2 separate regions of the Homo sapiens genome follow, and region 2 is linked to region 1. The links are chromatin loops, found by intact Hi-C in ENCODE. Cell type or tissue: PC-9. All regions are shown on one strand. Region 1 holds the start of LOC105377067 (a long non-coding RNA gene). Region 2 overlaps CCR2 (C-C motif chemokine receptor 2).

Evidence for each region. A loop is a pair of places that touch in the nucleus more often than their neighbours do. Peaks named below come from ENCODE experiments on the same cell type or tissue, not always from the same donor. Only the 100,000 strongest peaks of a DNase experiment are listed, where the experiment ranks them.
Region 2: a loop joins it to region 1, with 9 times the contacts of the local background. A loop is called at or near these places in 3 of 110 quality-filtered maps.

What each region holds. Positions count from the first base shown.
Region 1 is chr3:46,160,707-46,164,706 of GRCh38, forward strand. It overlaps LOC105377067 (a long non-coding RNA gene), which reads left to right and starts at 2,768. Exons shown (of 2, transcript XR_940805.3): 1 at 2,768-3,156. In PC-9, a CTCF peak has its summit at 2,481 (motif pointing left); DNase peaks (open chromatin) are centred at 2,685 and 3,125; H3K4me3 peaks cover 2,509 bases; H3K27ac peaks cover 2,922 bases.
Region 2 is chr3:46,359,876-46,363,875 of GRCh38, forward strand. It overlaps CCR2 (C-C motif chemokine receptor 2), which reads left to right. Exons shown (of 2, transcript NM_001123396.4): 2 at 1-1,065. Among named protein-coding and RNA genes, the nearest start is that of CCR2, 7.8 kb to the left of the region's middle. In PC-9, no CTCF peak of the experiment used is centred here; a DNase peak (open chromatin) is centred at 1,716; H3K27ac peaks cover 909 bases.

The DNA of each region.
Region 1 (4,000 bases):
TTGATCAATTTTAGAGTAAGTGCCATGTGGAGATGAGACAATAATATATTCTGTTGTTTTTTGGTGGAGGGTTCTGTAGATATTTATCACGTCCATTTGATCCATAGCTGAGTTCAGGTACTGAATATCTTTTGTTAATTTTCTGTCTCAATGATCTGTCTAATATTGTCAGTGGGGTGTTAAAGTGTCCCACAGTTATTGTGTGGGAATCTAAGTCTCTTTCAAGGTCTCTAAGAACTTGCTTTATGAATCTGAGTGCTCCTGTGTTGGGTACATATCTATTTAGGACAGTTAGCTGTTTTTGTTGAATTGAACCCTTTACCATTATGTAATACCCTTCTTTGTCTTTTTAAATCTTTGTTAGTTTAAAGTCAATTTGTCAAAAACTAGACTTCAGCCCTGGCTTTTTGTGTTTTCCATTTGCTTGGTAAATTTTTCTCCATCCCTTTATTCTGAGCCTATGTATGTCTTTGCATGTGAGATGGGTCTCTTAAAGACAGCATACCAATTCCTTATCCAGTTCGCCACTCTGTGTCTTTTAATTGGGGCATTTAGCCCATTTACATTTAAGGTTAAAGATAATATTGTTAAATGTGAATTTGATCCTGTCATCATAATGCTAGCTGGTTATTTTGCAGACTGGTTTATGTGGTTGCTTCCTAGTGTCACCTGTCTGTGTATTTCAGTGTGTTTTTGCAGTGGCTGGTAACAATTTTTCCTTTCCATGTTTAGTGCTTCCTTCAGGAGCTCTTTTAAGGCAGGTCTGGTGGTAATGAATTCTCTCAGCATTTGCTTGTCTGAAAAGAATCTTATTTCTCTTTTGCTTATGAAGCTTAGTTTGGCCACATATGAAATTCTGGGTTGGAATTTCTTTTCTTTAAGAATGTTGAATATTGGCCTCCAATCTCTTCTGGCTTACAGGGTTTCCACTGAGAGGTTTGCTGTTAGTCTGATGGGCTTCCCTTTGTAGGTGATCTGGCATTTCTCTCTGGCTGCCCTTAACATTTTTTTTTTTTTTTTTTTTTTTTTTCATTTTGACCTTGGAGAATTTTATGATTGTGTCTTGGGGATAATCTTCTTGTGGAGATGGAGTTCTCTGCGTTTCCTGAATTTGAATGTTGGCCTGTCTATCTAGGTTGGGGAAATTCCCCTGGATGATATCCTGAAATATGTTTCCCAAATTAGTTTCATTCTCTCTGTCTCTTTCAGGTATCTCAATCAACCATAGATTCGGTCTCTTTTTACATAATCCCATATTTATTGGAGATTTTGTTCATTCCTTTTCACTCTTTTTTTCTCTATTCTTGCCTGGCTGTCTTATTTCAGAAAGTCAGTCTTCAGGCTCTGAGATTCTTTCCTCTGCTTGGCCTAATCTGCTTTTAATACTTGTGATTGCATTGTGAAGTTCTTGTAGTATGTTTTTCAGCTCTACCAGGTTTGTTATGTTCCTCTCTATACTGGTTATCTTGGCTGTCAGCTCCTGTATTGTTTTACCATGATTTTTAGCTTCCTTACATGGGGTTACAACGTGCTTCTTTAGCTCAGTGAAGTTTGTTTTTATCCACATTCTGAAGCCTACTTCTGTCATTTCAGCAATGTCGTCCTCAGCCCAGTTCCAAATCCTTGTTGGAGAAGTACTGTGGTCATTTGGAGGAAAGAGGGTCCTCTGGCTTTTTTAGTTTTCAGTGTTTTTGTCCTGATTCTTTCTCATCTTTGTGGGCTTATCTACCTTGGATCTTTGAAGTTGCTGACCTTTGGATAGAGTTTCTGTGGGGTTTTTTGTTTCTGTTTGTTTGTTCATTTTTCTTTTAACAGTCTGGCCACTTTTCCATAGGGCAGCTGTAATTTGTTCTGAATCTGCTCCGGACCCTAGTCACTCTGGATTTTCCAGCACCTAGAGGTATCACCAGTGAAGGCTGCAAAACAGCAAAAATGGCAGCCTGCCCCTTTCTCTGGGAGCTACATCCCAGGGGGGTATGGATCTGTAGGAGGTGGCTGCAGACCCCAGTTGGGAGGCCTTACCCAGTCAGGAGGAACAGGATCAGGGAACTGCTTAAAGAAGTAGTCTGGCTGTGTTTTGGTAGAGCAGCTATACTTTGTTGGGGGAATCCCTTCAGTGTGCAATCAGTTTGGGCTCTCCAAGGCTGAGATGCCCAAACAGGAAAGGTGGTAGCCCTCAACCCCCTACCCCCAGCCCCTGCTGCTGAGCTCTCTGTCCCAGGAAGACAACAGAAAATTGTCAGCCATAGAACACTGGTAGGGGTGACCAGAGACCCTGGCTGGGAGGTCCTGCCCAGCAAGGAGGAATGGGTCAGGGTTCCATTTAAAGAAGCAGTCTGGTCATGCCTTGGCAAAGCAGCCATACTGTGCTGGGGTGTTGCCTCCTCCCCAGTCTGTTTGGACTCTCCAAAGCTCACAGGCTGGAATACCCGAGTGACCCAAACAGCAAAGGTGGCAGCCTGCCCCTCCTAGTGGTCACTCTGTCCTAGGGAGAAATTTGAACTCTGTCAGCCATAGGATATGAGTTGGGGTGGCTGAAGGTCCTGGATGGGAGGTCCTGCCCAGTGAGGAGGAATGGATCAGGGTCCCGCTTAAAGAAGCAGTCTGGCCACAATTTGGTAAACCAGCTGTGGTATGCTGGGAGATCCCTTTCTTGTCTGGTCAGTTTGTACTCTCCAAAGCCCACAGGTTGGAATGGCTGAGTCATCCAAACAACACAGGTGGTGGCCTGCCCCTCCCCGCAGGCACTCTGTCCCAGGGAGAAATCAGAACTCTTTAGAATATGGGTGAGGGTGGCTGGAGGCCCCGGATGGGAAGTCCAGCCCAGTGAGCAGGAGTGGATCAGGGTCCCACTTAAAGAAGGAGTCTGCCCACATTTTGGTAAAGCAGCTGTGTTGTGCTGGGCGAATCCCTTTCTTGTCTGGTTCATTTGGACCCTCCAAAGCCCACAGGCTGGAACGGCTGAGTCATCCAAACAAAAAAGGTGGCAGCCCATCCCTCCCCCAGGAGCTCTACCCTGTCTCAAGTAGGTGCTACCCTGTTGCTGGTGGCTGGCTGGAATTCCAAGCCAGTTGATCTTATCCTGTGAGGTCCCTTGGAAGTGGGGCCCACAGACTGACGCTGCTCTGCTTCCTGGATTCAGCCCTCTTCCTAAGGGTATGTATGGACCTCTTGTCTTGCTTAAGTTGTAGTCATGTTTGCCAAAGATCCCAGAGTAGATTATGTAAAGCTCCTGGGCCTCTGTGCATGCCTAAGCAGCTGCTCTGCTGTGACTCCACACAGCTCTGTGTGTCAGACCCAAGGCCCTGGTGGAGTGGGTTCATGAGGGGGATCTCCTGATCTGAGGGTTGCAAAAATCTGTGGGAGAAGCATGGTTTCCCTGGGTCACACATTCACTCACGGCTTCTCTTGGCTGGGAGTGGGGGTTCCCTTGGGTCTGTGTTGCTCCTGGGTGGGCTGACATCCTGCCCTGCTTTTCTACATTCTCCGTGGGTTGAACAGTTTCTCTGATCAGTCCTAATGTGAGCACCTGGATGTTTTAGTTGAAGGTGCTGAATTTACTCACCCCTTTTGTCCATCTCCGTGAGTGCCACACCCTGTAGCTGCTTCTAATCGGCCATCGTGGCCCCAACTTCCAATTTTAAAATAAATATTTTAACTTTTATTTTAGGTGCAGGGATACATGTGTAGGTTTGTTATATAGGTAAACTTGTGACTTGGGGGTTTGGTGTACAGATTATTTTGTCACCCGGGTACTAAGGATAGTACCTGATAGTTTGATTTTTTTTCTGAACCTCTCCCTTCTCCCACCTTCCTCCCATGAATAGGCTCCAGTGTCTGTTGTTCCTCTCTTTCTGTCCATGTGTTCTCATTATTTAGCTCCCGCTTCTAAGTGAGAACATGTGGTATTTGGTTTTCTGCGCCTGCATTAGTTTGCTGAGGATAAGGGCCTCCAGTTCCATCCATGTTCCTACAAAGGACATAATCTTGTTCTTTTTTA
Region 2 (4,000 bases), 200 kb after region 1:
ATCTCTGCTTTGGAAATCACACGTCTGGCTTCACAGATGTGTGATTCACAGTGTGAATCTTGGTGTCTACGTTACCAGGCAGGAAGGCTGAGAGGAGAGAGACTCCAGCTGGGTTGGAAAACAGTATTTTCCAAACTACCTTCCAGTTCCTCATTTTTGAATACAGGCATAGAGTTCAGACTTTTTTTAAATAGTAAAAATAAAATTAAAGCTGAAAACTGCAACTTGTAAATGTGGTAAAGAGTTAGTTTGAGTTACTATCATGTCAAACGTGAAAATGCTGTATTAGTCACAGAGATAATTCTAGCTTTGAGCTTAAGAATTTTGAGCAGGTGGTATGTTTGGGAGACTGCTGAGTCAACCCAATAGTTGTTGATTGGCAGGAGTTGGAAGTGTGTGATCTGTGGGCACATTAGCCTATGTGCATGCAGCATCTAAGTAATGATGTCGTTTGAATCACAGTATACGCTCCATCGCTGTCATCTCAGCTGGATCTCCATTCTCTCAGGCTTGCTGCCAAAAGCCTTTTGTGTTTTGTTTTGTATCATTATGAAGTCATGCGTTTAATCACATTCGAGTGTTTCAGTGCTTCGCAGATGTCCTTGATGCTCATATTGTTCCCTATTTTGCCAGTGGGAACTCCTAAATCAAGTTGGCTTCTAATCAAAGCTTTTAAACCCTATTGGTAAAGAATGGAAGGTGGAGAAGCTCCCTGAAGTAAGCAAAGACTTTCCTCTTAGTCGAGCCAAGTTAAGAATGTTCTTATGTTGCCCAGTGTGTTTCTGATCTGATGCAAGCAAGAAACACTGGGCTTCTAGAACCAGGCAACTTGGGAACTAGACTCCCAAGCTGGACTATGGCTCTACTTTCAGGCCACATGGCTAAAGAAGGTTTCAGAAAGAAGTGGGGACAGAGCAGAACTTTCACCTTCATATATTTGTATGATCCTAATGAATGCATAAAATGTTAAGTTGATGGTGATGAAATGTAAATACTGTTTTTAACAACTATGATTTGGAAAATAAATCAATGCTATAACTATGTTGATAAAAGATTTAAAAACAACTGGCTGTTTTTTTACACTGTGGTGTGGAAGATTGTGTTGTGTTCACAACTTTTCACTTCTTCCCCTGTGTGATTACACACACCTGCCCTTGTGGTGTGACTTGCAGTGCGCCCTACAGGCCACACACCCCACGCCCTCCACCACTGGCTCTGCTGCTGGAATGTGAGCAGAAGTGACATCTGCCTCATCCAAGCGGAGCCTCTTGCTCAGCCACAGGAAGGCCCATTCCAGATCACACCCGTCAGCCCGTGCGCCCTGGTGAATGAGAAGACACAGGGAGCTGCAGCCACATATAACATGAGCAAGAAGTCTGTGTTTGCTGTGATAAGCCACTGAGTTTTAGGGGTTGTTTGTTAAGAAGCACAAAAACCGATTAAGACATGTGGTATATAGTGACTTCATATATAGAATCTGGAAAACTATCCATTTATTTTCAATCATGGAATTCAATATGACAAGCATCCCGGAGGGTCTACCTATGCCAGACTGGGTTGGAAACAGAAAGACAGATGTTAATGCCAGTGTCCTTTACACCTCCAAGTCCAGGGCCAGCTGTGGAGTGGGAGGGGTAGAGAAGGTCCTGTGCACAGTCACAGTGCGCTGTGCAGAGCAGGAACAGAGGCATCTGTGAAAAGTGCTGAGAGCCTGGAGGACAGAGTGACTAATGCAATGACAGTCTTGCATCATAGGAATAACAGCCACAGCAGGATTTTATTGCTGCCAAAGAAACTGCCATTTAAAAATTGCCAGCCATCCGGGAGGCTGAGGCAGGAGAATGGCATGAATCCAGGAGGCGGAGCTTGCAGTGAGCCGAGATCGGGCCACTGCACTCCAGCCTGGGCAACAGAGCCAGACTCCATCTCAAAAAAAAAAAAAATGCCAACCATCTCTCTTTCTAAAGTGGAATCCTCAAGTCTCGTTTATTCTGGGGACATTTGAGTAGGCTGTTCGAGTTAAGCAGGTGGAAGATGATGATCCCTCATCATCATTCTGAGGGATGAGTGTCTGAAGACTTTTTGGTAAGGAAGGGTCTTGGCATAGCCCACCCCATGCCACCTCCCTTGATCTGTGATATCCCCAGCAGCTGGGGAGGTTGGAGCATTTTGCAAAGAGGCCCCGAAGCCTCCAGAAAGTAAACCTTCAAGAGCCCATCCTTCCTTCCTCTTTTGTTTTTGCTCATTATGAAAACTTCCCTGACAAATTGAAAAGGCTTCAGGTGAGATTAGCCCACAGGAAAAACCACCAAGGGCCACCCAGAGGGGCCACACTGTGACAGAAGGAGTATGGGCTGGTGAGCTGACCTCTGGAAGACAGTGCATGAATTGAGGAGAAGAGATTGGTTCCAGGCATGGGAGGAATGAGGCTGGAAATTTCTTCAGACATTGCCACTTCGGCACTCTGTGTGTGTGTGTGTGTGTGTGTGTGTGTGTGTGTGTGTGTGTGTGTAAACAGAGTCCTGTAATGCAAGGTCCGGCCTTGGCAGCCCCAGCCTGGAGCCACAGTGAGATGTGAGCCGAGGGTTATGCTGGGAAAAACCTCTCCCTCCCAGCACCTGAAAGGCTCTGCAGGCCCAGCAGCTCAGCAAGCAAGGGTAAGGGCATGGACTAACATCTTATTTCATACTATCCCTTATAACACATCCTAATGTAATCAGCTCACAATATGAAATTATTTCATTTCTCTCCAGTCATTGTTTCAATGGGGCCTTAGGGTTGACTGGATTCTGGAGGGCCCTGCCTAGAGGAGGGGGTGCATTCTGTCCCTATGTCCCCTCCTGCTCCATCCTCCACAGCACGTGCCTAGTGGTCTACCTTGTGGGGAATTCTTGTACCTCCCTCTTCTAGGCATGGACTAGCATTGAGAAGTGGGAGAGGAGTGTTAGGAAAAAGGGCAAATATAGACATACCTTGTCTTATTGTGCTTTACAGATATTGTTTTTGTTGTTGTTGTTGTTGTTTACAAATTGAAGGTTTGTGGCAACCCTGCCTCGAGCAAGTCTATTGGTGCTGTTTTTCCAACAGCATGTGCTTGTTTTACATCTCTGTGTCACATTTTGGTAATTCTCCCAATATTTCAAACTTTGTCATTATTTCTATATCTGTTATGGTAATCTGTGATCAGTGATCTTTGATGTCACTATTGTAGTTGTTTTGGGGCACCATGAAGTGCACCCATGTAAGATGGCAAACAATCAATAAATGTTGTGTGTGTTCTGACTGCTCCATGGACTGCCTGTTCCTGAGACACAATAATGTATATATAACAATTATATATATATATATTTATAACAATTATATATATATATATATATATTTTTTTTTTGAGGCAGAGTCGCACTCTGATTGCCCAGGCTGGAGTGCAATGATGTGATTTCAGCTCACTGCAACCTCTGCCTCCCCAGGCTCAGGTGATTCTCCCACTTCAGCCTCCCAAGCTGGGACTACAGGTGTGCACCATCACACCCGGCTAATTTTTTTTTTGTATTTTTAGGAGAGACAGGGTTTTGCCATGTTGCCCAGGCTGGCCTTAAACTCCTAGACTCAAACAATCCACCTGCCTCAGCTTCCCAAAGGGCTGGGATTACAGGCATGAGCCACTGTGCCCAGCCCAAGACACAATAATATTGAAATTAAGCCAATTAATAACCCTACAATGGCCTCTAAGTGTTCAAGTGAAGGGAAAAGTCCCACGTCTCTCACTTTAAATCAAAATCTAGAAATGATTAAGCTTAGTAAGGAGGACATATTGAAAGTCAAGGCCAAAAGCTCACCTCTGCACCAGTTAGCCAAATTGCGACTTCACAGGAAAAGTTCTTGAAGGATATTTAAGCTCTACTCCAGGGAACATGCAAATGAAGAGAAAACAAAGCAGCCATATTGCTAATATGGAGAAAGTTTGAGTGGTCTGGAGAAAAGATCCAACCAGCCACAACAT